4 separate regions of the Homo sapiens genome follow, and all the other regions are linked to region 1. Evidence: chromatin loops called from intact Hi-C (ENCODE). Cell type or tissue: thyroid gland. All regions are shown on one strand.

Evidence for each region. A loop is a pair of places that touch in the nucleus more often than their neighbours do. Peaks named below come from ENCODE experiments on the same cell type or tissue, not always from the same donor. Only the 100,000 strongest peaks of a DNase experiment are listed, where the experiment ranks them.
Region 2: it touches region 1 in a loop (5-fold over the local background); 97 of 110 quality-filtered maps call a loop at or near these places.
Region 3: a loop joins it to region 1, with 3 times the contacts of the local background. A loop is called at or near these places in 54 of 110 quality-filtered maps.
Region 4: a loop joins it to region 1, with 5 times the contacts of the local background. A loop is called at or near these places in 80 of 110 quality-filtered maps.

The regions. Positions count from the first base shown.
Region 1 is chr11:36,559,677-36,567,676 of GRCh38, reverse strand. It overlaps a transcript of RAG1 not described here. Among named protein-coding and RNA genes, the nearest start is that of RAG1, 4.3 kb to the left of the region's middle. In thyroid gland, a CTCF peak has its summit at 3,130 (motif pointing left); a DNase peak (open chromatin) is centred at 3,096; H3K4me3 peaks cover 443 bases; H3K27ac peaks cover 1,276 bases.
Region 2 is chr11:36,668,810-36,676,809 of GRCh38, reverse strand. LOC107984325 (a long non-coding RNA gene) reads right to left here and starts at 5,921. Exons shown (of 3, transcript XR_001748186.1): 1 at 5,288-5,921; 2 at 4,725-4,812; 3 at 3,348-3,623. In thyroid gland, a CTCF peak has its summit at 3,787 (motif pointing right); a DNase peak (open chromatin) is centred at 3,789.
Region 3 is chr11:36,618,051-36,626,050 of GRCh38, reverse strand. The region is part of intron 2 of IFTAP (intraflagellar transport associated protein); the gene reads right to left. Among named protein-coding and RNA genes, the nearest start is that of RAG2, 24 kb to the right of the region's middle. In thyroid gland, a CTCF peak has its summit at 3,085 (motif pointing right); DNase peaks (open chromatin) are centred at 3,100 and 6,370; H3K27ac peaks cover 7,693 bases.
Region 4 is chr11:36,748,534-36,756,533 of GRCh38, reverse strand. All of the region lies in intron 3 of LOC107984326 (a long non-coding RNA gene), which reads right to left. Among named protein-coding and RNA genes, the nearest start is that of RAG2, 150 kb to the right of the region's middle. RefSeq lists an enhancer at 5,640-6,210. In thyroid gland, no CTCF peak of the experiment used is centred here; no DNase peak of the experiment used is centred here.

The sequences.
Region 1 (8,000 bases):
ATACCTCAAAGAGTCAATAATGTTATACAATGACAGTTATTATAGGAAAATACTTGAAACGATGTCTGCCTCTTTGTAGATGTTCATCAGATATTAACAACACTATGGAATTTTTTTATTATTATCTTGAAATGTTATCCAAACAATCTCAGAACCTTTCAACCTGGTCAAATCTTGCTGAGGAAGGTTGATGCTCCTTGTAACTACTGTAAGTTTAAACATTACTCGAGTATGGACATCAACAGACCTGGATTTAAATCTTGACTCAGGCCTTTGATTCATTACTTAAACTTTAGGAACTTCAATCTCATCACCTGCAACCTAAGATTAATAATATTAGTCCCCATTATTGAGAGCAATGGGCTAGGCTTGTAAGTGTTTTATGTGTCATTTAATTTTCACAACAGTCATACGCATTTGATAATATTATGTCTAAAAAGAAGCAACAGAAGTTCAGAGCAATGGAGTGACTTGCCCATGGTCACACAGCCACTACTTAGTGAAGGTGGGGTGGAATTCCAAAGCTCATGTTCCTAATCACTCCATTATACCATGAAAGGAGAATAATGAAAGCCACTTTGTAGTAATAGTCTAAGGATAATTCAAGAATGAATAGGTGTATACACACCTCTGTCTCTGTTTCAAAACCCCTTTATAATTCTCAGACCAGCTTTATCCCCAAAGTCTTTCTGTGTTCAGCTAATAAGTGAGAGATTCCTTGCTTGTCTGATTCTCAGCAAAAACTGTCAAGGAGGCAGGTGCAAGGATTTCACTGTTCTGTGCTGCCCTCATTCGACGCTCCTCTTACATCTCCCACTCTTTCGCATTTGGACCTACTTAACCACACAACAGCCCTGGGGCCACAGCTGCTCACTAAAGACAAGGCAGAAGCCACTGCAGTAACACTGGGAGAGAGGAGAAACTGGTCTGTGGCTTCTAGGAGCTTCAGTGTGTTTTTCCCCAAGGAGATGCAGCCTTTACCTGAGGGTCATATTTGAGGCAACATGGCGAGAAAGGCAGGTGAGAGCTAAGAATTTCCTGAAGACAGTGTTCATGTTCAACAGGTGGCCCTGAGCCCTCCTTACACAATGAGGTCAAGTAGAGAGGAGTCATAACATGACTTACATGCAAGAGGGTGTCCTTCCCCCCCCATCCTCCTGCTCCTTAAAATCTTGCATCTCCAATGGACTTACAGGAAGAAAAAGAAAAGGCCAGATGTTCATGCTTCCCCTTGAAGGAAAGAGCAAAATAATAATATCCCACAGTATTAGAACAAAGCAGCAAGTTCAAGGATCAGGCTTCAGTTCTGTAGGTTCACTTGGAAGTTATGTAAAACTAAAGTGACAAAATGCACTGGTTTGTTTTGGACTTTCCTTGGTTTAGCACCGAGAGTCTACGGTGAACAGAGTTGGTTGGTTGCCCATAACCTCCAAAGCAGAGTTAGAAAATTTCTCTGAGGTCAATAATTTATAAATGGAATCCTTTTCAATTTTTCTTGGAAAAGTAAGCTGGTCAAATGGACTCATCAAAGAATGGTGAAGGTGTGAGGTTCAGACCAGATAAGGGAGGAGCTTTCTCTCTCTCTCTCTCTCTCTTCAAATCATATTTAACATAGATTTCTGTATTGCTCAATTTTTCATCAGTCATGTATACTTTTATAATTAGGAAAAATCACAATATTTACAAATAAAGTACTTAATGAATTTTAAATGAGACATAACAAAATATTGGGTGCCTATGAAGATACAGTTTTCTAATTGCTCTGTTTGATAAAAGTCTGGATTTGTATACATCACCAGTATTTCCATGTTTCTCCCAATTTCACCTCCCAATTTCTCCCATCCGTGTTGAAATCAAGTCACTTGTCTCCTATTGAGAAGTAAGACCTCCCTTGGATCACCTGGAAAAAACAAGTTAAATAATGGCCCATTGTCCCTCTGGACACTAACATTTTATCCACTGTCTTTATTTCAAATCTTTTCCACATGACAAGCAAACCTTAACTTGCATCATGAAATAGCAAAGACAGAGCTGCCTAGGATCCATGTTGTTCCAAGCAAATTAAAAATAAAACACTGCTGACATGTATTGGCCAATTGTTGCAAGAGACAAAGAACGAAAAGGGTGAACTAGAGCCTGGACAACTTGATGCCAAGCTCCAGCCTTGAGCGCAGACCTCCCAGACTAGTGATTAGCTGTGGTTAGTCCTTGAAGTGCCGACAGGCCCTTCACTGGCCCTGCTCCTCCAGGCAATGTGCTCCCTGCATCCCTGCTTTCACCTGCCTCTCCATCCAAGCCCCAACCCCCCTGAGCAGGTTGCCTACACTTATTCCCCTTGGCTCCCAAAGGCCCTTTTAAGAGACCTTTTCAAATTCAATCTCTTCCCAGACAGCAATGAGTTCCAATTGCTGATAACAATCAAAATCTACTCCTGCAGCCATGGTCTGAGTGTGTGAACGCTGCATTTTGAGCTCTTATCATAATTCAGCAGATGCTGTTTACGGACATTGAGATTACATACATAAGCATGTATCTATACATCTCTAACTAGCAAAACTCTTGTCTTCTAACATCACCAATTTGAAAGCCAGAACTAGAAGGGAACTTAGAGGTTACTTGCCCCAACGCATGTGTTTTATTTATTTATTCCTGAAGGGCAAAGTGTTCCTGTTCAATGTCACAGAAGGGAATTAGTAGCAGAAATAGCATTACAAATCCGATCTCCCAGCTCCCAGGACAACGTTCTTTCCACTACACTGAAAAGGGAACATCCCTCCCTAACCCATCCAAGATGCATCTTAGACGGTAAAGAAACTCAAGCTGGCAATGGAGCAGAACCTTAACAGGTCGTCGCTAGATCGGAGCCCTGGGTGAGCATGCAAACTCGCCACCCTGCACTGGCGGCGGAGAGACAGCGTCTCCACACGCTCATTTCTCCCCCACTTTCTCTGTCTTAAAATTGTTTTCTAATTAACTCAATGTGAATTACCCCTGTTAGTAAAATTTCTAATGTGTTATTAATTGCTCTAAACGTCGGCTGCAGCTCACTCTCCATGCTTTCAGGAGATCTGCTGCGGGCTTTCTGATTTTAGCTACACTGTTTTCTAAGCAGCTAGTGCCACCGTGTGGGCAAAGAAAAGCCTATATTCTTGACTATCAGAAAAAGCCATGAGAAAAAGTCTCAGAAGTTGTTGAATCCATGAACTGGCTAAGAAGAAATCATGTATTTGCTTCTCTTCTCTTCCCTCTTCCCCTTATCCCAATCTCTATTCTCCCTACCCCCTCTTCCACCATCACTTACCTTTGTAGAAATCCCCCATAATTCCTATAGACTAGGAAACAGAGCCAAAAGCTTAAAAGGTCAAAGTAATTTGCACAAGACCCCACACTTCATTAACTCCAGTCTTCCACAAAGGTCAAGAGACAACACAGAACTCCATTCTCATTGTCTTGCTAATCCTGACCAGTCCCAGAAAATGTGTAATAAATGCCTTCTCCTTATTCCTCAAACAAGAGAAGATATGAGGACCATGTCTTCATGAGAAAATTTGAAGAGCTGAGAGTAAAGGCCGGTGTATAAGATTGCTAAATATCCTTTCTAATCAGGAGACATCTGTTCCATTTCCAAACCTTACAAAATAGTAAGGCATTGTTTTGCCTCCTCATCCTACTTACCTCCATAAGATCACAGATTGAGTTCAAACATTGACATAGGAGGAACATGACCTAAATTTCTCAGAGCTAATATACAGGTTTGGGGAATAAGCTTTCTCAACTCTACAGTAAACATAATGGCCTGAATGCCTAATTGCAGGATACCAATAAATGTCTTTACAAAAAGCCAAACTAGGCAACTGCCCAGTTTGCCTCAGTGAGGGCTCTCAAATTTCACAATATTTTTTTGAGGATAAGAAAGGGTTAGTTTTTAAGACAAAGGAGCTTTAGCTTTAATTTAATTTAATTATGTTTAAACTATAATAACTATGTGGCTTTGTTTTATATATAATGAGAACAATTGCTAAATTTTTCATAAATTTTAATTAAAAACTATATTCACTTTCAACTTATGAACAGTTAGTGCTTCTGGAGAGAGATGGAAAAGGAGCATCATTTTCTGATTATTTTTGTAAAAAAATCTGCTATGAGAGAGAGAGATTATTACAGGAATTGGCTCACACAATTATGGAGGTCAAGAAGTCCCACAATCTGCTGTCTTCAAGCTGGAGAACCAGGAAAATCCGTAGTGTAATTCAGTCCAAGCCCGAAGTCCTGAGATCCAGGAACACGGATGTCTGAGGGCAGGAGAAGATGGACATCCCAGCTTAGAGAGAGCAAATTAGCCCTTCCTCCACTTCTTTGTTCTATCTGGGCCTTAAACACATTAGGTGATGCCCATCCACATTGGTGAGGGTGGATCTTCTTTACTCAGTCTACTGACTTAAATGCTAATCTCTTCCAGAAGTATGAACACAGACATACCCAGAATCGTTTTAGTAGCTATATGGGTATCCCTTCGCCCAGTCAAGCTGACACATAAGATTAACCATCACAAGCCTTAAATGGGTTGATTAAGTTAAGATGGGGTCATTAGAGTGGGTTCTAATCCAATCTTACTGGTATCCTTATAAGAAAAGGAGATTTGGACATACACACAGAGACACCAGAAGTGTGTGTGTACAAATGAATGACCAGGTGAAGACACAGTAAGAAGGCAGTTGTCTGGAAGCCAAGGACAGAAGCCTCCCGAGAAATCACACCTGCCTTATGGGAATTGGATCACACAATTATGGAGATTGAGAAGTCCCACAATCTGCTGGCTTCAAGTTGGAGAACCAGGAAAACCACTGGTATAAATCAATAAATCAAACTTTGATCTTCTACTTCAAGCCTCCATACCATGAAAATATATATTTTCTTATGTTTAAGCTACCCAGTCCATGGCATTTTGTTATGGTAGCCCAAGCCAACTAGCACAGTGGAGATCAGGTCCCTTATCTTGGGCATTTCCTTCATCCACCCACCCAAGGAGGAAGAAGAAGAGGTCAAATTGGAAGATACTCATTGGGCTTCATTCTTAATGAGTGAGTATGGTTATCATGGCCATTATTATCCATCTAATGTTGAGCTGTGGTGTGGGGTACTGGTTAAAAACCCAGGTGTTGGAGTGCCGTAACATTGCTTTAAATTCTAGCCCCACCTCTTGCAACCTGTGTGATTTGGGGCACATTTCATAACCTCTCTGACTCCATTTTCTCATTTGAAGTTGAGAATAATAATATGAAGCTGGTAATGTTCTTGGCAGAATTAAGTGAGTTAAAACATTTGAGATGCTTTGCACACCGTTAAATACAATGTTATCTCAAGAACTCACAATCCTCCTCCAAAATCCACTCCTCTTACAGTCTTTCTCAGCTTGCTTAATGGCAACTCTACACTTCAAGGCAAACTCTTAGAATTATCTTTCATTTATCTCTTCCTCTAAATCCTCATGCCCAATCAGTCAACAAATTCTAATCTTGTTAAAACTATAAGTCAAATCACTTTACTTCTCTAATCAAAACCCTCCTATGGTTCCTATGGTTCCCCATCATGGTTAGAATAAAAGCCAAAGGCCTCTCAAGGGCCAACAGGGAACATGACTTTCCCTGCCTTTTCCATCTTTTCTCCCACTTACCCGCAGCCACAGTAGCCTCCTTGCTGGTCCTCAAAATGTCCGGATACGCTGACATTGGCCATTCTCTCTGCTTAAAATATTACCTTAGACACATTAGACACTGCTGTATAGTCAGGGGTCTTCAGAAAAACGGAGCCAATAAAATAGAGAGAGATGAGGAATTGGCTCACACAATTATGGAGGCTATCACACTCTGCCATCCACAAGCTAGAGACTAAGGAAAGTCAGTGTTATAGTTTCAGTACCAATCCAAAAGTCTGAAGAGCAAGAACAAGTCTTAGTCCAAGGCTAGGAAAATAATAATTTCCCAGCTCCAGCTTCAGCAATCAGGTAGAAAGAGAAAAAAATTTACCCTTCCTCCTCCTTTTTGTTCTATTTGGTTCTTCCATGAATTGCATGATGCCCACCTCATAGGGGAGGGCTTTACTCAGTCGAATAGTTTAAATGTTAATATCATTCAGAAAAACACTAACAGACACACCGAGGAATAATGTTTAGCCAAATATCTCAGCACTCTGTGATCCAGCCATATTGACACAAAAAAAAATTAATAAACAAATCTGGAGTAATTGGTAGGGCAGAAAGAGCTAACGAGATTGTGAATCAAGAGTGATGAAATTTGCATCAAAGGCTGAAGAGTAGGTCATCCAAAGACCTCACCTCATCCTCAGTTCCCTCTGTGGAATTCCAGGGAAAAGGAAGTTGTAGGAGACCATGCTCACCCATCTGCCTACAAGGCCTGGAGAACCAGGTACCTTGTACAGTGTGGAAAGGAAGGTGTAAAGAAGCCCCAAGAAAATCCATCTTTTCCTTCCTCAGCCCCACATTGTGCTCCAAGTGAATGAGCCATTTGGACTGCATCACCAGAGTACCCTCAACCTCCAGCTTCCAGTTTAATCCAGACATTGGGCAACACCATAAGTACCTGAGTATGGCAGGATGGAGACAGTATAATTGTGCCTAAGGAAGGTACATGGAAGATGTTGTCAACAAGATGGCTGCCTAGAAGTGTCAAAGCTCACCTCCTCCACAAAGAAGGACAAAACAACAAACAAATAACTACACTTTGAGTACAGCGTCTAACGCGGAACACTAGAATTCAGCAAGGAAGTGACGAAACCCTCTGAATCATGGAGATTCAAGATGGCAGTATAGAGAAGGAAATGAAGCACCCAGTCAAGATCAGCTCAGAGCCAAGAGGGATTCCCTATAGTGGGGAAAAGGGGGAAAGGTAGTCAGGAGATCCCTAGCAGTCCTCATTACCACTGCAGATGCCTGAAATCCTAGGTACAAAAGACCCCCACAGTCCCCACGGTCCTCACAGTCCCTAAGCCCAGTATACAAAAGCTGCCTGGAGTCCACACAGCTCCATTGCTCCAGAGTAGGAAATCATGCTGGGTTCTTCCCTCCCCAGGACCCAAGCTACTATGGAACTGCATCATGCTGAGAGCAGAGCCACCAATAAAGTGAATTCTGTTCTGGAAGCCAGTGTCCTGGCATATCCACATACCTGGAGCCCTGCCATCATTCCACCAGACAAAAGACTACAAAGCCAGGAATCCAAGACTCCATCTAGATTCAGTGGTTCAGCTGCAAACCCTGAACCTAAGCCCACACAGTGCCCTGCACCCCAAGAAACAGGTAGTGTAGAATAGGAAATAAACCTCCCCTAAGACCAGGGGCACTGCCATGCATGCCCCCATTACCCAAGGACTGATCACCCAATGCTTGCCACCACTGGCAATACTGTACTGATGACCAGCAGAGCTACCATGCCCAACACATACCCTACCAGGGCCTGAGAACCAGTCCACCTATCATTCCCCAACCCCAGCAAAGCCACATCACTGTCTCTACAAACACCATTGATATTGATTACAGCCAAAGAAATCACATTGATACTACACTACTGCAGCCACCGGTAACCAAATCCAAACCACTTTACCCAATCGACACTATAGGACAGACTCACACGAAAAAGTCTTTCTCTACAAAAGCTAGTCTGTAAAATTGGAAGAGGCAACTGCTCCAGCAGATGCACAGATGCTAATAAAGGAACACAAGAAACGTGAAAAAGCAGGGAAACATAACACCTCCAAAGGAATTCTCCTGTAACAGACCCTAAAGAAGAAAATCTATGAAATGCCTGAAAAGGAATTCAAAACAATGAGTATAAGAAAACTCAGCAAGATACAAGCAAATACAGATAGACAATTTAACAAAATCAGAAAAACAATTCAAGATCTTAGTGAGAAATTCAACAAAGAGACAGATACCATTAAAAAACAGAAATCTTGGAGGTGAAGAATTATATAAATTGAATAAA
Region 2 (8,000 bases), 110 kb before region 1:
TTAATTGTGGTGTTAGGGTGTCAGTTTTAGATCTTTCCTGCTTTCTCTTGTGGGCATTTAGTGCTATAAATTTCCCTCTACACACTGCTTTAAATGTGTCCCAGGCCGGGCGCGGTGGCTCATGCCTGTAATCCCAGCACTTTGGGAGGCCGAGGCGGGTGGATCATGAGGTCAGGAGATCGAGACCATCCTGGCTAACAAGGTGAAACCCCGTCTCTACTAAAAATACAAAAAATTAGCCGGGCGCGGTGGCGGGCGCCTGTAGTCCCAGCTACTCGGGAGGCTGAGGCAGGAGAATGGCGTGAACCCGGGGAAGCGGAGCTTGCAGTGAGCCGAGATTGCGCCACTGCAGTCCGCAGTCTGGCCTGGGCGACAGAGCGAGACTCCGTCTCAAAAAAAAAAAAAAAAAAAAAAAAAAAAAAAATGTGTCCCAGCGATTCTGGTATGTTGTGTGTTTGTTCTCATTGGTTTCAAAGAACATCTTTATTTCTGCCTTCATTTCGTTATGTACCCTGTAGTCATTCAGGAGCAGGTTGTTCAGTTTCCATGTAGTTGAGTGGTTTTGAGTGAGTTTCTTAATCCTGAGTTCTAGTTTGATTGCACTGTGGTCTGAGAGACAGTTTTTTATAATTTCTGTTCTTTCACATTTGCTGAGGAGTGCTTTACTACCAACTATGTGGTCAATTTTGGAAAAAGTACGATGTGGTGCTGAAAAGAATGTATATTCTGTTGATTTGTGGTGGAGAGTTCTGTAGCTGTCCATTGGGTCCGCTTGGTGTAGAGCTGAGTTCAAGTCCTGGATATCCTTGTTAACTTTCTGTCTCGTTGATCTGTCTAATGTTGACAGTGGGGGTGTTAAAGTCTCCCATTATTATTGTGTGGGAGTCTAAGTCTCTTTGTAGGTCTCCAAGGACTTGCTTTATGAATCTGGGTGCTCCTGTAATGGGTGCATATATATTTAGGATAGTTAGCTCTTCTTGTTGAATTGATCCCTTTACCATTATGTAATGGCCTTCTTTGTCTCTTTTGATCTTTGTTGGTTTAAAGTCTGTTTTATCAGAGACTAGGATTGCAACCCCTGCTCTTTTTTGTTTTCCATTTGCTTGGTAGATCTTCCTCCATCCCTTTAGTTTAAGCCTATGTGTGTCTCTTCACGTGAGATGGGTCTCCTGAATACAGCACACTGATGGGTCTTGATTCTTTATCCAATTTGCCAGTCTGTGTCTTTTAATTGGAGCATTTAACCCATTTACATGTAAGGTTAATATTGTTATGTGTGAATTTGATCCTGTCATTATGATGTTAGCTGGTTATTTTGCTCATTAGTTGATGCAGTTTCTTCCTAGAATCAATGGTCTTTACAATTTGGCATGTTTTTGCAGTGGCTGGTACCAGTTGTTCCTTTCCATGTTGAGTGCTTCCTTCAGGAGCTCTTGTAAGGCAGGCCTGTTGGTGACAAAATCTGTCAGCATTTGCTGGTCTGTAAAGGATTGTATTTCTCCTTGACTTATGAAGCTTAGTTTGGCTGGATATGAAATTCTGGGTTGAAAATTCTTTTCTTTAAGAATGTTGAGTATTGGCCCCCACTCTCTTCTGGCTTGTATAGTTTCTGCTGAAAGATCCGCTGTTAGTCTGATGGGCTTCCCTTTGTGGGTAACCCCACCTTTCTCTCTGGCTGCCCTTAACATTTTTTCCTTCATTTCAACTTTGGTGAATCTGACAATTATGTGTCTTGGAGTTGCTCTTCTTGAGGAGTATCTCTGTGGCGTTTTCTGTATGTCCTGAATTTGAATGTTGGCCTGCCTTGCTAGGCTGGGGAAGTTCTCCTGGATAATATCCTGAAGAGTGTTTTCCAGCTTGGTTCCATTCTCCCCGTCATTTTCAGGTACACCAATCAGACGTAGATTTGGTCTTTTGACATAGTCCCATATTTCTTCGAGACTTTGTTCATTTCTTTTTACTCTTTTTTCTCTAAACTTCTCTTCTCACTTCATTTCATTCATTTGATCTTCAGTCACTGATACCTTTTCTTCCACTTGATTGAATCAGCTACTGAAGCTTGTGCATGTGTCATGTAGTTCTCGTGCCATGGTTTTTAGCTCCATCAGGTCATTTAAGGCCTTCTCTATGCTGTTTATTCTAGTTAGCCATTCGTCTAATCTTTTTTCAAGGTTTTTAGCTTCTTTACGATGGGTTTGAACACCCTTCTTTAGCTTGGAGAAGTTTGTTATTACCGATTATCTGAAGCCTTCTTCTCTTAACTCGTCAAAGTCATTCTCTATCCAACTTTGTTCTGTTGCTGGCGAGGAGCTGCATTCCTTTGGAGGAGGAGAGAGAGACTCTCTGATTTTTAGAATTTTCCGCTTTTCTGCTCTGGTTTCTCCCCATCTTTGTGTTTTTATCTACCTTTGGTCTTTGATGATGGTGATGTACAGATGGGGTTTTGGTGTGGATGTCCTTTCTGTTTATTAGTTTTCCTTCTAACAGTCAGAACCCTCAGCTGCAGGTCTGTTGGAATTTGCTGGAAGTCCAGTTTTGCCTGGGTATCACCAGTGGAGGTGGCAGAACAGTAAATATTGCAGAACGGCAAATGTTGCTGCCTGATCGTTCCTCTGGAAGCTTCATCTCAGAGGGGCACCCGGCTGTATGAGATGTCAGTCGGCCCCCTACTGGGAGGTGTTTCCCAGTTAGGCTACTCAAGGGTCAGGGACCAACTTGAGGAGGCGGTCTGTCCGTTCTCAGATATCAAACTCCATGCTGGGAGAACCACTACTCTCTTCAAAGCTGTCAGACAGGGACGTTTAAGTCTGCAGAAGTTTCTGCTGCCTTTTGTTCAGCTATGCCCTGCCCGCAGAGGTGGAGTCTACAGAGGCACACCAGGCCTCCTTGAGCTGCAGTGGGCTCCACCCAGTTCAAGCTTCCCAGAGGCTTTGTTTACTTACTCAAGCCTCAGCAATGGTGGATGCCCCTCCCCCCACCTCACTTCCACCTTGCAGTTCGATCTCTGTTAGCTGTGCTTGCAGTGGGGGAGGCTCCATGGACGTGGGACCCTCCAAGCCACGCATGGGATATAATCTCCTGGTGTGCCATCTGCTAAGACCATTGGAAAAGCCCAGTATTAAGGTGGAAGTGTCCCAATTTTCCAGGTACTGTCTGTCATGGCTTCCCTTGGCTAGGAAAGGGAATTCCCCAACCCTTTGCACTTCCCGGGTGAGGCAATGTCCCACCCTGCTTCAGCTCACACTCTGTGGGCTGCACCCACTGTCCGACAAGCCCCAGTGAGATGAACCCAATACCTCAGTTGGAAATGCAGAAATCACCCATTTTCTGTGTCGCTCACGCTGGGAGCTGTAGACTGTAGCTGTTCCTATTCAGCCATCTCGGAACCTCTAAAAATAATTTCTTAATAACTCCTGTATTATTTCCCCCCTCTACAGACATAAACTTAACTGCCGTTAGGGGGTATTGGATGACGATTCTTTCTGGCTACTTCCTGCTAAAAAGGGGCATCTTGTTGGAGGACAGTGGTTGGGCCTCCTCTTGAGGTCAATCTAAGTGTTCTCAGAAGAATGGTGTGTCCATGTGTGGCTCTGTCTGCAGCACCATTTGGGGTTTGATTGCTTCTAGGTGAAAAGAGATAAATTTTACAAGGAGGTTTAAAATATAGGATTAGAATATGAGTATCGAGATTACCACTGTTAATGGAGGGCCTATAGACCATAACTATGACAGTAGAGTTTGATACCTGTTAGTTACACCAATGGATTGTAATACCAGTTTGCCTCCACTAGATGTCGCTGTACATAATCAGAAACATTCATATAAAAGTAACATTCCTTTTAGGAAAAGTGGCATTGGATTGGGTGGCTAGAATAACTTTAGTGTTAACCTTGGCTACATTTTTCCTGCAATTATCAATCCTTTCATGACTTCCACAGAAAATCTCTTTCCTTTATAACCTTTGCATAACCAGGATGTGACATATTACCAAACCCAATAAGAAGTTCTAGCAAACTCAGTGATAGTAAAACTTTCATGCTTCCCTTTTGTTGGCAGCTATTATCCCTACTATAAGGATAATAATTAAGCAAAAAATATTGCAGCAATGGAAACTCTCCGTCCAATATTTCAATTAAAAGGTGCTACCGGCCAGGCGTGGTGGCTCATGCCTGTAATCCCAGCACTTTAGGAGGCCGAGGTGGGCGGATCACCTGAGGTTGGGAGTTCGAGACCAGCCTGACCAACATGGGAAAACCCCGTCTCTACTAAAAATAAAAAAGTAGCCGGGTGTGATGGCGCATGCCTATAATCCCAGCTACCAGGGAGGCTGTGGCAGGAGAGAATCGCTTCAACCCGGGAGATGGAGGTTGCAGTGAGCCGAGATCCCGCCATTGCACTCCAGCCTGGGCAACAAGAGCGAAACTGAGCCTCAAAAAAACAAAACAAAACAAAACAAAAAACAGTGCTACTGTGTATAGCTCTACTACAAATAGTAGAGTGAGTAGAGCAATTCCTGCAAGTGTGGTGTAAGTAGATAATTTCCATCTAAAATTTTACTTGCTAAGATATAGAATTTCCCTTTGGGGATCTATAAAGTTCCTTGGTTCTATTTCCCTAAACAAAGAAACCTCTGAGTTATGGGCACCCTATTCACTCTCATTACCTGGCAGAATTTACAGGATAATTGCCCAGAACTAGCATATTGATCTAGATTTTCACATTACCTATGCCTTTTTGTTTCTTCCAAGCTGCAGGAGATCACCACTTGATTCACAGGAATAAGCAGGGTTAGTCTAAAATGTAGGCAAAAAGCTGAAAAACAATTAATGAGACTATGATTTAATGACAAATGTATGATAAGCTTTGGAGCATAATGATAAGCTTTAGAGCATAGTTTCTCTCTCTAGTCCCCATTTTTGGTAAAAGCAAATTATGATAGTATTGTGTTGTTTGTAGAATAAACTTTAGTTTTATATTTGGCCTGATTATTTGCATAAAGTACAGTAAGAATAATTATTTCTATGTAAGCCTTTTGGATTGGCTTTGATGGCACTCTGTTTCAAAAGGAATCTCAGATAAGACCTCTTAAAGCCCAGCCATGAGTTTTTATCCTGTGAGTCCCAAGATAAACTTGGAGCTCCTGGACCTGTTAGAAAGTGACATTCTTTACTGACCACAGATTAGGAACCCTGTGCGGGGACTGTGTAGACAAGGGATGAGGCCAGTTCTCCCCAAGAGGCTTTTATCGGCACTGGAAGTAAAGATAGACTCTTAAAGGGAAGCATACCCTTTCGGTCAAAGCCTTGGTAAAATAACTAGCTTTTCCAGTTGTGTCCTGTTGAAAAAGAAAAATGGATCTTATTGCACTGATGCAAACAACTATATTTCCATAAGTTAAGAGTACTCACAGGCAGTTTCCAACTTCTAGAGGAACCAGGCAGACAGAAACAAACGTGCTCCAAATTTTGTTTGCAGGAGTATACCTTACTCAATTATTAAAGGCCATAAATAGTTTAAAATAAGTTTTCTTAACTCTGAAAAACAAAACAAGGATCAGCAACATTCCAAGTAAAAGTCAAAAAGGTTGCTTTAACTTTCTGAGTGCAGTCCATTTAGTTAACTCTTGTATTGCTTGACATTCGTGAACATTTCAGTTCTTCATGAGTCCCACACATTCTTTCTCTATTCCAATGTTACAATCTTCAAGGCTATTAAAAACTCACATTTGAGAACACCTGTTCAAGTTTTATAGCTTGATTATAACCTATCTTTTAAGAAGGAACAAAGCAAGACAAAATGGTCTTTGAATGACAAAATTTCCAGGATAGTTACAGTTAAAAACATGACTGACAGGCTGGGCATGGTGGCTTATGCCTGTAATCCCAGCACTTTGGGAGGCCAAGGCAGGCTGATCACGAGGTCAGGAGATCGAGACCATCCTGGCTAACATGGTGAAACCCCGTCTCTACTAAAAATACAAAAAATTAGCCAGGCATGGTGGTGGGTGCCGGTAGTCTCAGCTACTCAGGAGGCTGAGACAGGAGAATGGCATGAACACGGGAAGTGGAGCTTGCAGTGAGCCAAGATCACGATACTGCACTCCAGCCTAGGCAACAGTGTGAGACTCCATCTCAAAAAAAAAAAAAAAAAAAAGACTGACAAAGAAATTTAGTTATCTCCATGGCTTATAACTTTACCCCTAATTACTATTGATAGCATATATTTAGACATTAAAATTTTAGAAATCCCATACAATTTTGGAACATATGTTAGTATTATTCATCAAAATATAACTTAAAGAAGATTGGACATCGTTTTGGCAATTTCATGTGACAAAACATGTCAAATAATCCTGTTCACCTCTTTTCTGAATGTTTCAGGGGCCCTCTGAACCATCCAGAAAGCCAGGCATCAGGAAAGACAATTTTGAAACTTAAAGTTTGATTTTTGGGTGCCTGTTAAATGTTAGAGGTTTAAAACACTTGATGTTATGAAATAGAATTCCAAATTGCCATAAATTATTTATTTTGCCAAAACGATGACTCAAAAAGCAAAAATTTTTATTATCCTTTATTATTACATGAAAATCCTGTTTAAGCAAAATTTTACCCTTGCATTAATTTACTGATATCAATCCCAATTTCTTTAAATGGAAGCTTATAGATGATTCCATCTAATCTTAACCAATTTGACCATGAGGTGAAATCTTTACAAGCCCTTTATAACCTCTTTTACTAACGGGCAGATTAGTGTCTTAAGACACCCTTGTTGTGCTTTTATTTCAATGCTCAATTTATGAAAAGACCATGTAATATGCTTTTGAATTTAGTTAGGTTTACACATTTTTGCAAGATTAATTTTTACAATCTTTCCACAACTTACTTAAACATTTAGCTTTATCTTATTAAATGTAAGATAATCCCTTATTCCTGGGCAAAATTTGGATTTCCATGCTTTCTTATAATCTTTTACTAAAAAACACATTTCACTGTTTTTATATGCCTTGAATGTAAAACTGTTTAATGATCTCAAATACATGTTGCACTCTTAACTCTTAGCAACTTTTATTTTTGGTGAAAAGCCTGGTTAGTAAGTGTTTTTAATTGTTGTTGTGTTTCTTGAGACAGAGTCTTGCTGTCGCCCAGGCTGGAGCGCAGTGGCACGATCTCAACTCACTGCAACCTCCACCTCCTGGGTTCAAGCAATTCTCCTGCTTCAGCCTCCCTAGTAGCTGGGATCACAAGCACCCGCCACCATGCCCAGCTAATTTTTGTATTTTAGTAGAGACAGGGTTTCACCATGTTGGCCAGGCTGGTCTCGAACTCCTGACCTCAAGCAATCCACCTACCTAGGCCTCCCAAGTGCTGGAATTACAGGCATGAGCCACCGCACCCAGCCAGTAAGTGATTTTAGTTATGTACCAGCTTAAATATTAAAGTCACACGAACTAAAAAATATTTCAGTGCTTATTTTTTCTTTAAGCCAATTAATTGGAGCTCTTTTTATAGACATCACACAAAACACATACACAGCGACACAGACAGAAGATTCAGCACTTGTAAGATTTTTATTTGACGCTTTCATAACTGGATTACTGGCTTCAGGGTGGAGCCCTTGGAGGAACAGGGCCGGGATGGCATGCATCTTTAGGGACTAATAAGCAAGCACAGCCACAGGTAAAGACAGATCTGGAAAATTAAGGATGCCTTTTTATGCTGGATTTTTGGATCCCCAAAAGGAGGGAGAGCCATCTTTTAAAGAGTGTATTTCTTACTTAATTATTACACACCAAAGCTCTCTCCTAATGTGAAGTAATTTGATACCCCCAAAACTCAAAATGGCCAGATAACACAAGGCAAAACAGAACAGAGCCTTTGATTTTGAGAGGGAAGTATCTGCTTTTAATTCCTGGGGTTTCATGAGGAAAACAGAGGTTTTTTTCCCAAAACAATGTCTGTGGCACCTCCTCTGTTTTCCCACGGAGTCCCATGCTACCAGAA
Region 3 (8,000 bases), 58 kb before region 1:
TCCATGCCCGATCTTTCCCTACCTCCATGCCCTCTAACCTCAGCTTCCACACTCCTTTCACCGTTGCTCATGCAACTCCAGCCACACCGGCCTCCTTGCTGGTCCTCAGCTGGGCAGGTGCTGCTATGACCTGGCCTTTGCACTCGCTGTTCCCTGGGCCTCAAATATCTGCAGACTCACCTCATTCCAACTTTATTCAAATTTTACCTTCCCAGATCATACTATATAAAATTGCAACCCTAAATCCTCCTGCCAGCACTCATGATTCCCTATACTGTGCTCTGGTTGTTTTCCCCCTTTCTAGAATACAAATTTCAGTTTCCCCCTTCTAGAATACAATTTCTCTGAAGGCAATGATCTTTGTGTCTTTTGTTCACTTCTGTGAGTAACATTTAGCACATAGTAGATATTCAACAAACATTTACCAAATGAATGAGGGCGTGCAATGTAGCATCATTTGTAATAGCCAAAAATTAGAAATAATTCAAATGTCCCACAAAAAGAGAATGGCTAAACAAATATCCATACAAGTGAATACCAGGAAGTCATCAAAACACTGGTAAATGATATTTATTGCTATGAGGTGTTCATAATATAATGTTACATGAAAAAGCAAGTTACTTCTTATCTGTAGAGTGGTGAGGGGAAAAAAGCAAGTTACAGAAACTATGTGTAGCATAAGCCCACTTTCATAAAATAATTATAATAAATTTGCTGAATATATAAATGAATGAAAATATTAGGTTGAGCCTTTAAAATAATTCAGGTAATATAAATATAAATAAACATATTTATGTGCATTTTATATATTTTTTATTTAATCCTAATAACAACTTAATGAAGTAGAAGTTATTATATCTATTTTACACATGATAAAACTGAAGCTCAGAAATGTTAAGTAAGTTTCCCAAGACCACCTAGTTAGAAAGTAACAGAGTTTAGATTCAAATCTTGGTTGTCTCCAACTTCCATGTTCTTAACTAATAACTGAATACATATATACATATTAATAAACATAAAAAATTTCAGAAAGGATGTATACAACCATGGTTTATCTATAGGACAATAGACTCTGACTTTATTAGTTAACTGCATATAAGTTTGCCTACATAAAAAGACACCTAAAGTAACAACAGCTTAAACAAAGTGGAAGTTTATTTCTCGCTCATGCAACAGTAAGAGATATAGATAATCCAAGGATAATATGACCTTGCTCCACAAAGTCATCTGACCCAGGCTTCTATCTTTCTGCTCTGCCATGACTACAGCACCAACCTTCTCCACATGGTCCAGGATGACACCCCCCCACACCCTTGTTCCAAGCAATAGGATGAAGAAAAGGAAAAAGAAAGCACACACCTCACTTCTCTGTAATTAGCTAAGGCTGATTTCAGCTACCATATCAAGGAAGCACAAAAAATGGAGCAGCTCAAACAAGAATTTGATTTCTCTCTCATGTAACAGTTTAGGAAAGGTGGGTAGGCTTTGTTCCATGAAATGACCCAGGGATTCAGGCTGCTGGAGTTTTCTGTCATCGTAAGCACATGGCCTCCATGTCTGGGTCTAAAGGAGTTGTTGTAATGATTCCCAATTTCCAGCCAGGAGGAAAAGGATAAAAAGAAATAGTGCACGTGTCTTAAGGATATGACCCAGAAGTTGCACATACCAGTGCCCCTCACATCTCATTGACACAAACTTAGTCAAATGACTATACCCAGCTTCAAGGAAGACTAGGATGTAATCTTTATTTTGGCTGGCCATAGAGTAGATAAAAATTCTACTGCTATAGAAAGAGTATGTTATTGTTTTACTGTGGGTGTGTGGGTGTGAGTGTGTGCATGGGTGTGTGGGTGCTGGTACCTCTGAGTATTTTCTAATTTTTGTACTATGAACAAAAAAACTAAAAACTATACTTTTATTTGAAGAGGCAAAAAAGCATTTCTTCCAACGAAGTTTCTAATCCTCAATCTAGGGAGAATACCTACATGCATCTTCTTCCTTTTTAAAGTGGTTTTCCTGGAAATAATGAAGAAGGAGGAAAAAAATATATATATACACACATATATATACACACATATATATAATTTTACATTTTTTTCTATTGTAGGTCAAGATTCTCTTAATATTTAACTTTGATGTCCCTCTTTTAAATCACAAATAATTACCCTAATCATAAAATTCTACTCTTGCGTAAGTCTTTAAAACTACCAAGTACCTTCGTGTACGAAATATACAACAGAAAAGTTACCAGAAACAGCGAAATGATTGGAGGGGCATTTCCTGAAAGTACAGGCAATGAGATGCCTCCACAGCCTGTGTGGTCTCCCTAGTCTCTTGTCTGTGTACTTGCTAATGGCAAAACACTCACAGAGAACACAGTTCTGGCAGCAATAGACAGAAGTAGCAAGGACATTTCCCTGTGATGGAGTAGCTTTGACCTATGACACATGCACTACAATCCTTCAGACTTGGGACAGAACATGTGCCAAACTAAAGCCCACCCTAAAATTCTGTAAGCTATAATATCCTAGCCTCTGTATTAGCGATCAGCAAGATCACAGTAAAATTATTCCTATAACCCATCATCCTTTTTCACTGTCAAAATGCCTTTTAAATAATATACAATGGTGACATTCAACAAAAATGTCATATTTAAAGTAAAATAATTGTTCTTATGCTTTGAGTGGGGGGGGGAGTATCACAATTTCATGAAAGCTACAGACCTTATTCATAAAAAAATATAATATATACAAAAATGGACAAAAAGTGTTGAAAAATTCATTTATCTCCCTAAACTCCTCCCAGATTTCATTTAGAGTATTTTCTCAAAGCTGGTCTGAAAGTCAAAGTTTCTGATCTGCACACTAGTAGAACTACTGAATCTTGGGGCAAGATCCCTAGGAATCTACTTTTTAATAAGTACCTTCCAGGTGATTTGTACATAAGGTAAAATTCCCAAGTAAAGATTCCATGAAGTAAAATCTAACAATGATAATTAAAAAGAAGAATCTGATACTTCATCTTTGGTCAAAGCATGTAAATACATTTGCCTGATGATTGTGTGGAGACATAGTATTGCATCCATCCACCAGAGGCCAGTGTAGGATCATTCCCTGAATTGTACTCTTACACCATACAATATACCACGTACATGTACACAATACAATATGTACTATACATAGTTGGTTTTAACTACTTCAAGAAATGGGGTATAAACAACTAACACTGTAGACAATATTTTACATTTTTTATATTTACATTCAAGATTCCTTTCATATTTAACCTTGATGTTTTTCTCTTTCGTATCAGAGAAATAGAACCCCAATCATAAAACTTTACACATGAGTAAGTCTTTAAAATTTACCAAATACTTTCATGTGTATTTCATCTGATTCTCACCACAACCATTTGAGACATACCAAACAGGCAGAATTAGCCCTGATTTACAGATTCAGAGAGTAAGTGACAGGCCTGTGGTCTTAAGAAATTAGTATATGCCTGGACTAGTACCCAGGTCTTCTGAATCCAAGGATTGAAGTGTCCCTTCCCATTACACTGGCCCTGCCCGTAACAAAATGAGAACTATAAAAGCAACATAGTAAATTATTTATAAAACTAAATATCTGCAACCTAAAAGATTTTCCTTCACCGTAAGATCATGTCCTATTGCCTACCACAAAAAGTTGCATTTACTTAAGGCAACCTCTTTAACTCACCTACACTGGAGAAAGTTAGGAGGAGTAATTTTTCCCTCTTTTTTAAAAAGTAAATACTTCTTAGAAGAAGTTTTCAAACTTTCTAAAGTAGAATAACATCTGCTGAACACATTTGTAAGAATATAGGACTCAAACATTGGCATGTTGGATTAGAGCAGTTCAAGAGGAGACTTAAATTATATATGTCTTTCACATTCTCTCATTTTATCAGGAAACTCCAGGAGAGCCTTCACAAAAAAAAAAATAAAAAATAGAACAAGAGCTTAAAGTAAAATAAGAAGGAAAAAGTCTGAAAATCCACTGTTCTAATCATTCTTATTGTTATTTTATTAACTCATAGGCTGTTTATTCAATCTAAAACTGAGACCCCAAAACCAATGGCAATATTCTGGATATGATGTTCATCAATACTATGCAAATAGTTAATATTGCCTTGCCAAATCAACCTCTAACTATACAATCTATAAACATATAGATTGCTATTCTGCCTTCACACATTTAGAGCATTTGGGAATCACACCATCCTTTATAAGCAGATTGCAATAGGAATGACATATCAGCTGATGAATTCTTCTAGGGTAGGGACCCTGTTTTGTTCATCTGAGTATTCCCAGATTCTAGCTCAATGCTTAAAACACAGAAGGAATCATCAATACTGAAATGACCTCAACATTAGCAAGAAGACCTGGATTGACACTATAATTAGGGACTAAACTCAACACTCAGATGACTCCCTACAACCCCAATCTTCTAAACAGTAGTTCATATACAACAAAATTGAATGCAAAAGGCAAATTAAGTCTGGAAAACACATGAAAATGATATAATGATTCCTCTCTGTGCTAAGGATGCAATGAACTGCAAGAAGAGTAAGCTGATGGGCGTCACTTAAATGTACCTCCTCTGGAACGAATCCAAATTAAGGAAAAAAAAGACACTAAAAATCATATACTAGACAGATTGTGGTTTGATTTTCATATAAGAGTTTGGTTAAAATAAAGTTTCCTGTTTGTATCCCTTTGGGTTTAGCTGACCATTTCAAAGAAAATATTATTGTTTCACGGCTAAAAGAACATTTTGCTAAAACCATTCAGATCTGAAACATGCCCATTCAATTGAATCAAAGGACACTGTCTTATGACCACCTCAGTTTTGAGTGGAACAATTTACCCTTTCCCTTCAAGTAATGATACACTTAGCAACAACGAATAAAAATAATGTCTCAAGTTAAAGAGAAATGCATATAAAACAAATATGCACCCACTTAATATTGTTTAAATTGGCTATTTAAAGATTGATAATGACCACCTTAAAAGTTTATTTAACTATTAGTAGTTCTCTTTCATTCTGTAAAAGTTTAAAATCCCATTTGTCTACAAAAGTTCAACTCTCTAATTTATATGTATACATAAAATATATCAAATATAAATAAATTGAAAAGATGTGTATCTTTTCAAGTAAATCAAACAATTTCATTCTTTTCAAAGAATCAAAGAAAATGATTCTTTTATGTGTATGAAAAATACATATTTTTAATTCCCATGTCTTCACTGAGAACGCATATTAGAAAAGGTAATTATTGGAACAAAATACTGTGCATTAAAAACACTGCCAAAAATAAATTTAATGATTATAATTCAAAATGTCATGCACATTTAAATACATTTTCTTTCCTTATCCAATTACATGTAAACTCCAGCAGTCACAAAAAACAAATGATTATCTATGAACCAAATATTCATGTTGAAATGAATATGAATTATAACAACTTCAGCTGAAGGTTTATGCTAATATATCTAAAACAAAATGGCTTGATCAGCTCAAAATCTGTCATAATTTGAAAGGGGAAATTTCCTTCTGCAATTGAACCAGCAATTTTTGTGTGTTTCATAATTTGTCAATTTGTTCCCTAAGTGTAGTGATTTAGTGATGACAAAAGAAATAGGGAAACAAATGAAAATTGCTTAATTACAGCTTGCAGATGTTCCCCCAAAGAGAAAAAACAGGTTAATGCTGCTGATGCTGTTTCCTCCACAGGACTCTGCTATAAATTAGTTCACTTCATTCAATATTTTTTTCCTTCAGTGTTCTATGTGATGTTTGATGTTATGTTGTGATAAAGAGATTACATACACATAGTTACTGAATTTATGTTCAATATAAAACTATCAACATTTTTTCTTACACTTTTATTCTTTTTGGCAATACTAAAAAACACATCAATAAAAAGCTTTAAAATAACACCGCTTCCTTACTCGCTCCCTTGGGATGCAAGATTAATTAATTTTTTTAATTGCCTAGTTACTTTTATTAGCAAGTCCTTATATGACGTCTTCTGCAAATTTCTCTCAAGGTAACATTATCCCCATGGCCTATGTCTTCAGTTAAAGTAAGTTTATTGCTATTTGCCATGATATTTTCAATTATCTTCTCTTTACTGTTAAATTCACATTTGCAAAAGCGCTTCCCGAGTTGCCTTTTTTTTCTTAATGTGGCTAACGTTAAAAAGGAAACAGAAAGGCACTGCAAATGGCCTGTGAACTAAAAACACCACTCAATATTCAGTAGGGAATTAAATGACTGATAACAACGGCACTGAAAATGTGGCTTCAGTGCCACCTGGAAGCATAAAGCTGGTCAGTTCGTTTCCAACTTCCTCTGACAGGCAATCTGCCAGATGCAAGGGTATCAAAACAATGTTAAGCCCTCTGGTCTCTATCTAACACATGACAGAAAATAACTGCAAAAGGCTACACAGCAAGGATTATTTTTCTTGTTGTGTTTTCTTTTATGAGAGAAAGCTGTTTTTATGCTCTACTGAAATTCCTTTCCTGCTCTGAAATTGGTAAGAGGGACAGCTGCTTTCTATATTTTTCTCTCTGGTATTTTTCTACAGCAGATTTTAAATTCATTCTTCAGATTGGGAAAAGCCTCTCTTTGCACCCTCATGGAAATTTAAAGATGCATTGCTAATATTCAAATTCAAAATAGCTTTGGGGACCAAGATGATACGTCAACTTCGGAAATGTGTTGTTTTATGTGCTGTCACCGGTTTCATTTTTAATTACATTTTTTAGAAGCTGTCAAGTATGAGTAGTGATATTCTTTTGGCTGAAATGACAACTCAAAATTTATCAGTCCAGAAATGTAAACCAAATCCCAACCCAAGATTCTAAGCTCTTGACAGAACGAACGCTCAATAAAGAAAAAAAAAATTAAAAGACTCCTGAAATGAGAACTGTGTAACTTTGAAGAAGTCACTTGGCCTCTGTGGGCCTCAGTATCTCCCAGGCAAAATACCTGTGACTCTTCCTTGACTCTTTCTTCTCCTTAATCCTCTGCCAGTACCCTGTTACTAAGTGCTGTCAGTCATTCCTTCACTGGCAGCGTCTCCTAGGCCCTTTTGCTTTCCATTTTCTCCCCAACTACCCTAGTCCAGACCTCCAGCAACGTACTTCTCCTTAGCCCTCAGCTAGTCTCCCTGACTCCAGATGTTTCTCTACTTCTTCTTTGCTCTACCTTTCAAAATCACGAGCAATGTGTATTAATGGGTTTTGTTTGTTTGTTTTAAAATTCTACTATGGTTCCCAATTACATAGTATATCAAAATCCAAACTTGAGCATCATTACACAGCCTCCTTCTCAGGCTCTCCCTTCTGTGCCATCCACTAAATGTGGGTGTTCCTCAGGCTTGTACCTAAGGCCCTCCTGTCTGCCAGCCTGTCATTCTGTATTCTCTTCTTTTCTTTTCACTGCATTTATTCAACCAATATTTAAGCATCTACACATTCTGCCCCACCAGGCACTGCTTTAGACACTAGTGTAATAGTGGTGAAAACCCACAAGACACCAGCTGTATGGAGCTGATGATACTCTAGAGAAGACAGGGTAAGTGTATTTTGAGGTAGCACATCCATTCCTGTTGGCATATATTATCTACACACCAGTGACCCCAGGTCTTGAGAAGAACTGCCCGATGCCCTACGGAAGGCAGAGAACAAAGTGGTTCAGGGTGTGGGCTTTGAAATCTGATTAGGACCATAGTCTAACTCCATCTCTTCTTATAAGGACACCAGTCATACTGGGTTGGGGCCCACCCTTATGACCTCATTTAACCCTAATTATCTCTTTAAAGGCCTTATCTCCAAATACAGTCCACGTTGGGGGTTAGGGCTCCAACATGTAAATTTGGGAGGCACACAATTCAGTCCACAATAGCAAGCTACCTAACTTTATGCCTTGGTTTCCTCATCTGTAAGTTAAAAATAATAAAATGATAAAAAT
Region 4 (8,000 bases), 190 kb before region 1:
GCTGTTATAACAACTTCAGTCTTTCATCCCCTACTTCCTTCCCTCTACTTCCTACCATTGAGCTCTGATTAGATGACACTTCCCTAAGCCAGGAAGAAAAGTGTTTTGTAGGCAACCTCTGCTTCCACCTTGCACCTTGATGCAAACTCTCCTGAGGGAAGGAAACTTAGTGCCTGGACTCTTGCTTCAATGAGGAAATGAAAGAAGAAAATACAGGGAAAAGCACAAATTATAATGTCAAATATTATTGTGCTCTCAAAACAGTCCCTTCCCTCTTAGTCTCCATACAAGGATAAGCCCTCCTTTCTCTGCTGTGACAACAGCTAAACCCTGCTTTTCATGTTGGCAGAGTAGCAGGTGTCTTCTTGGTGAAAAGCGGACTTCAGGAATTCTCTACACCTGGACATCTCCCTTGCTCTGGTTCCTGATAGATTCCTTTTGACTTTAATTCTTTGAGAGAACAGCTTTGCCAATGCTTTTCAATGAAAATTTCATCCAACTTTAAAATATAAAATATATAAAACATGTTGCCTCTGTGGCTGAAGTAGAGGCAGGCACCCCATTCTCAGCCACCACTGGGTACTGCCATCCTCACCTTATTCACCCTGCCACACACACACACACACACACACACACACACACACGCAGAGTCATCCCTCCTAAAATCCCTAGATTAACCACCTCATGCTGGTTTGCCCAGGGCTTTCCAGGATTTAGCACTGTGTGTTCTATACTCTGGAAAACACCAGTTCCACGTACACTGGGATGGTCAGTCTCCCACACAACCCTAAACACACTTCCATAATGGTTTGAAAATCACTGATTTAGAAACAATGCATTGACTCATCAATACAGGGCACATGTTTAGTTACTATTGGTTATTGCAGATTAGTATAAATTAGTTTATCAACTAACTTTCCAAGTGGAGGCAGGTGGAAAAGGGGATTTGATGAAGAGAAAGAAGAGCTTGGCCACTTCATGGCATGCCTTGTTGGCGCTCTCATCAGAGTCAAATTCATTCACAAGGTTCTAGCCCCCAGGACCCTGCAGGGATGCACTAGCTGAACACCTCTGTAATTTAAGTGGTACCTGGATCCATGCCTGCCTCAACAGGAAGAAATGTGAGAAGGCTGGAACAAGATGCTCCCAATTCCTATACCCACTCCTTCCCTAAGCAGTGTGTTCTCTCCTCATATTAGGAAACAGGTAATCAGGGTTGCAGAGCAGACTGAAACTAAAGCCCATGCAGAGAGCAAACTTCAGACCTTGACTTCATTAGAATAGCGCTCTAACCAAACTAAGCAGCCTCAGAGAAGCCTGCATAATTGACTTGGAAACACGTTCAGGCACAGGAGTCTCTCACAGCAGCTGGAATCAAGGCCCAAACCAGAGAACAAGTGCCCAGAAGAGAAAGGGACTGTTCAAAGATACCCAGATGATCCCCTGTCTTGGCAAAGTTGTCCAGGTGCTCATGCAGCTTTAATGAAGCCCAATTCTAATTAATCTGTGACCTTATTCAAACCAACTGTTTCCTCGTGCCTCGAATGCCTCTCCAGATTCAGATGCCCTTTCCCTCAAGTGGAACGCAAAGGCCTGTTTTCTTAATAAGTTTAATTGAAAGATGGCTGAACCATGGGTCTCTCATAAACAGGGAATTCCCCACCAATAGGAGTTGCAGAACAGAGAGGTGTCAAAGATGTGGCAGAGACATAATTCAGCTTCTACAACCAACATTGATGAAAGGCTGGCTTCAGCCTGTCTCTTCCGTCAACAGCCCATCAGACACTTGGCAAATCAAAAGCAGCACGTTGTGTTTAGAATGGACACACTCGTGGAGGCAGCAAGGAGACTGTGGAGAGATGGATTGAGACCATGAAGGCAGGTAAGAGAGGTGCAGTCCAAAGAAGGGAGCAGCAGTGAAAGGGTTAAAATCTACCTGCTGCCCTCTAAACCAGAGTATCAGGGCATCTTTTGTGCTACAAAGGGCTTCCAGGTGTCCCAGATGTTGAGCCCCTTACTTAGGCTCTGAGCAATCTTCTTCATTTCCCCAATATGCTATAGGATTGTAATCATCATTATGTGTGCTATGTTAAATGATGTTAAAAGTGTTGGGAAGCACTGATATAAAGCATTACTTCTCTGTCTCTGATTCCTGCCTCCTAAAAACTGCATCTGTTCTTCTTTTCTATCAGAACAAATACCCGCATCAACCAAAACTAACCAATGGGGTATAGAAAACGCGGGCAGCACTGAGGCCTCACCATCCCTGTAAGATATTCTGAGTGGATTTGAATGTATGTCACTCTCCCCAAAATCTTCTAATCCAAACACTTACATGGCTTCCTGTTTTCCTTAGGATAAAGATCAAAGTCCTTACCAGGGTTTGGAGGGCTGCCCAGAGTCTGACTTCTTGTGGCAGCAAGGAGCCTTAGTTACTCACAAAGGAGCCCACTCTACCTGGACTCAGCAACGTGTCTCATCCTTCACTTCATTTGATCCTCTCATACTCCGTCAAAAAGATTATTTCCTTCCCGTTGCACCAAGTTGCTAGTCCAGCCTGTGTGAGCACCTAGCTCTGGGATCCATCCAGCTAGAAGGAAGAGGATATATAGGATGCTGTCGTTGGCATTTTCCAGATGCTACTCTGACAGGGATGGAACTGTGCAACCTCTTTGTGAAGAAGCATTGGCCTTGCCTGTCAAAAGCAGCATTTGCCATATAGTCGCTCAGGGTCTGTGTCACAGGATCCTTAGGTCAGGAACTTTCCTCTAACTGTTGGCTGGGGAAAGGGTTACCTCGCTGCAAAATTGAGAAATGGATATTTGTCTCTTTTGTTGTCTTTTTCCTCTACTTCCTCTCCTGATGCCTGTTTGTGCCTTTTCCCAGTCCCAGACACCTGATCATCATTCTCAGTAAACTATTGCAAGGACAAAAAACCAAACACCGCATGTTCTCACTCATAGGTGGGAATTGAACAATGAGAACACATGGACACAGGAAGGGGAACATCACACTCTGGGGTCTGGTGTGGGGTGGGGGGAGGGGGGAGGGATAGCATTAGGAGATATACCTAATGTAAGTGATGAGTTAATGGGTGCAGCACACCAGCATGGCACATGTATACGTATGTAACTAACCTGCACATTGTGCCCATGTACCCTAAAACTTAAAGTATAATAATAATAAAATAAAATAAATAAAAAAATAAGATAAAATAAATCCAATTCCCAAGAAGCTGTGTGCTTAGGGAGTTCTCAAAAGCATCATGGCTGAGTCTCTTAGGTGTCAGCCCTCTCAGGATTATGTAAATATTGTAAGTTTCTCCAAATATTAAAGCTGTTCAAAGTTAAAATAAATAAATGGCTAAGAATAAAAATTTGGGCATGATGCCTGATGAAAAGAAAAACAAATGTTAAGGCATAAAGTCTTGATCAGTGCCTCAAATTAATTTCAAAGATGGGTCTTAACTTCCATGCACATTGCTACATTGTCCACTTCCCTAGAGGGCCCAACACTGAGTGCAGCTATTAGCAAAAGGAGAGAGAGACAATGCTAGGCACATGCCAGGAGTTTAAACACTAAACGGTTATTTAGCAGAGATGGAGACATTTGCAAGCAATGCGTGACAGCAAAAGGAAAGGGCAGGTGAGGCATTTCAGAACAACTGTCCAGAACTACATCGGGCACCAGTGGATTTTGTGAGCAGCTGAGGATTTGAGCTTTGCTGGCTCAGCCTGGCTTAGAGTGCTGGGGCAGAAAAGAAACTGGCTCTAGAGGCCATCCTCCAAGGATCTTGAACGTTTCATTTTTTTAGGGTTTTTCTATCTAGACATTGAAGATACAGTGTGAAAATGAGCCTCTGTCATTTTAACAAGGTCCTTTTAAATCCACAAAGAACAGCCCCATCGATCAAGAAATTATTCTCATTCGTCACTTTCTAGCCTGTTGCCTCGGGATTACGGTGGGTTGCCAGCAGAGACATAGGACCACAGTTAATAAAACATTTTTACAGATCTAGGCTGCAACTACGAAAGACACAATTAATATTCACACACAAGCATGCATGCGTGCCCTTCCCCTCAGCATCTCCAGACTCCCATTACAGGAACCCTCCATTACTCAAAACTAATCCCAATGAGAAGCAAGGCCTATGACTGGTTAGTGTGTGTGTGAAATCATTTTAGTAGTACTTTCATGGGAAAGTGACCCAGAAGACACCAGCTGAATATGATAAACAAGAAGTAGCATAATGTATAAAGAGCTCTAGAATCAGACAGAATTGGGTCCGAATTGGGCTTCTTCATTTAGTAGCTGTGTGACCTTGGGTGAGTTGCTTAGCCTCTCTGGGCCCTAGTTTTCTAATCACTGGAACGGGGATAAAGATATTTATTTTGTATGGTTGTTGTAAAGGTTCAAGAACATGTGTTTAAAACACATATCCCAGTGCCTGACACTTAATGAATGGTAGCAATTGTTACCGGTAATAAATCAGCATATCTGTGCTCTCTCCTGTCACCTTCTCCCTCTCTCTCTCTCTCTCTATCTCTCTCTCAACTTGTACCTACCATAACCACACTGCTGTTTTTTGCTTTGGATGCCTACATGACCAGTTGGTCTCTCAAAAAAAATTTATCAACTAAGACCAGGTGCTGAGCAATAAACTAGGTCATATTCCAGACACCACTATTACTGTTGTCAGCAATAACTGATTTCAGCTTTCTGACATACATTTGGCTATTTTGTGTCCTGCTAACATCAGGGAGCAATCTTACATTGGGGACCCTTCCCTCCCTAATGGAAACATTTGGAGAAAGTGGGAGGAAATTGCTATAAAGTGAGCATAGAACAGAACAGCTGGAAGCGGCCTCCTAATAGGCAGTTTTTCATGTTTTGACAGGTTTGAAGCAGACTATGACAGCAAAAGGGGTACACACAGGGACAGCGTAGCAGACAGCACTTCCTGGAATGGAAGCTTCTGCAGGCTTCCAGATGTAGCTGCTGTCCTTACCCCGCGTGTTTATAGTGGCTCCAAAGTCCCCTTCCTGGGGACTCCTAGGGACATACATCATTGTCAGTTTAGCTGCCAAGTCCAGCTCCAGAAAGGCACCTGGAAAAGGCAGCACAGCTAATGAAAGCAAGGCAATCAAGAGAAAAAGACAGCTGGGCTGGGGGCCAAGGGGCCTAGGGTCTGGCTTCCATCCTTCCACTAAGTGAACTTTGGCAAGTCTTCTTTCCACTAAGGGTCTCAGTTTCCTATCAGCAAAAAGGCTGTCCTGAGCCCTCTTCCCACAAGAGGAATGCTGTCAATAAAAGCAATAAAAGGTGCTTGCTCTATTTATCTGTACTTTCTACTTTTTCTACATGTACACATATCATTTGTGGGAATGTGTATTTTCTACTTCTTAGGTGTGTGTATATGTATATATGTGTGTGTGTGTGTGTGTGCACACACACTTAAGAGGTAAAACACTAATATTAGCTTATTTTATTTAATAATTTATTTATTGTATTTATTTCTACACACACTTAGGTAGAAGAAAATTAGCTTATTTACTTATTATTTTTCTACCTCTTAAGTGTATGTGTATACACACACACACACACACACATATATAGTGTGTGTTTGTAGTCATTTGTTATGGAAGTCATAGAAAACCAAAACACAACTCTAAGAGTACACACGCACTTAAGAGGTAGAAAAATAATAAGTAAATAAGCTAATATTTACTGGGCATTTCTTACATGCCAAGGATTGTAATAAATACTTTATATTCATTATCTCATGAGAAGGAGCCAACTGGACACACCTGCTGCTATTTGCTACCCAGCATCCATTCCCCCTCTCTCCTGATAATGCTCTAAATTTCCCTATGAAAAGCAACCCCTCATTGCCATTTGCCCTCATGTGGTTTTGTGGCAATGACCTCAACCCCAGTTCCAGGGGTGGATCTTGATTGGCTTAATCAGTTTACACACCCTCTGTTCCTCACCACAGTGACTGGTTGGTTCTCTGATTGGGCCGACAAGACCTCAGCAGTACAGTCAGAAGAAACCTCAGTAATTCACCATGAATGTTGAGATCATCTCTTTCATTCCTGCAGAGCTTGAACATGGAGCACATGGCCCCATTATGTGCCAGCAGACACTTTGGGCACATCAGAAGATATCCTTCCAAGTTGAGAGCCATTAATGAGGACACAGAGCACAGAAGTAAAGAATGAGAAAACGGGCTCAAGATCCCAGACCAAGCACTGCCTTACGCTACTATGGCTCCTGGACTTTATTGCTCAAATAATTTGATTTCAATTTTTTGGTTTTGTGCAAAACCAAAACATGCCTTATCAATGTAGGCAAGTGTTATTATCAATACCATTTTATAGATTAGGAAACTGAGTCTCAGTGGAGCTAATCCACTTGCCCTAAGTTACACAGTAAGTTTGTAGTGGAAACACCATTTGAAACCAGGTCCAACTGGGTTAAAAACCCAAGCTTCTTAAGCACTATATTTTGCTACCATAGGTAGGGAAAACTGGAAATACCTTGAAAATGAGAACATTTTATAAAATGCAACCTTTCATTATTTCAGGAGTAGATTTCGAATCATCACCTCAAACCCCAATTGAAATGGTCTCGCTTTGTCACCTAGGCTGGAGTGCAGTGATGCGATCATAGCTCTCTGCAACCTCAAACTCTTGGGCTCAAGCGATCCTCCCACCTCAGCCTACCAAGTAGCTGAAGCTATACCCCTGTGCCTGGCTATTTTTTTTTTAAGAGATAGGGTCTCACTTTAATACCCAAACTGGCCTCGAACTCCTGGGCTCAAGCCATCCTCCCACCTTAGCCTCCCAAAGTACTAGTATTACAGGCATAAGAAACCATGCCTGACCTAAATTTTGAGCCACTGAGTTTGTAATAATTTGTTATGGCAGTCATAGAAAATCAATACACAACTCTAAAATAAAAGATTAAGCAAAAAAAAAAAGATTTCTTATTTTAAAAATTTGGCAAAGGAAAGCAAGCTGAGATCTTTATCTCCATAAAGGATGAAAAGGAGGTGAAGATCAGTAGCATTCCTTTTTGTAGCAAAGTAACATGAGGAAAAATTGGCCCTAAAAGTCCAGAGTAATCTGAACTAGATATAAGGAGGAATTTGCTACCAAAGTTGGTAAGAACTGAAATTCACTTCCAAAGGTGATTGTGCAAAAGTCCCTTGATTGGCTTCCTGAAGGAGAACACTGAAGCACTGACAGGCAACAATTAGACAAGAATTTAATTAGATTTGCTGGAAAGCACAATAATAATGACTTAGGATGTCCTTGGACACACTGTATGATTAGAAGAGGCTGTTAAGTACTGAATTTCTGCTTAGGAGGGCTGGGAAGCCAGGGATGCCTGTTGTTTGAGCAGATGCATTTCTAGCACAGGCACAGAATCTAGGGGGGGTTACAGTTTGTGAGCTGTCCAGAGTGGCTTCCGCATGCCGACAAAAGGAGATGTGTCAGCTCTGAGTAGATGCATTACTTACCAGCACAAGGGGGACTGTATCATGGTTTGGAGGGTCATTCATAACTTTCTCAGAGATCAGAGTCTAGCCATGGATCAAGACCAAACAGCTCAGTGTGAGCTCATAAACAGTATCATATAATGGTCAAGCATATGGGCTCTGAAGTCAGAAAGCCCTGAATTTTGCCATTTACTCACTGTGTGGCCTTAAGCAAGTTGGTGTCTGAGTGCTTCAGCTTCTTCATCAGCAAATAATAAGTCATTATCCCGTTAGGCACTTGTGAGGATTAAATGACATATGATATATAAAGTATAACGCCTGGATCATAGTAAACATTTGTTAAATAAATGGCTGTTATTATTTCTAGTAGTGTGGTCAGGCCTCACTGTGGGCTGGAACAGGGTAATCAGGTAAGAGTAAAGGGAGTGTCATATTAAAGAGCCAGAGAGATTGGAGGAATCCAAAATGCAAAGAGAGAACAAGGAACCAGGGAGCT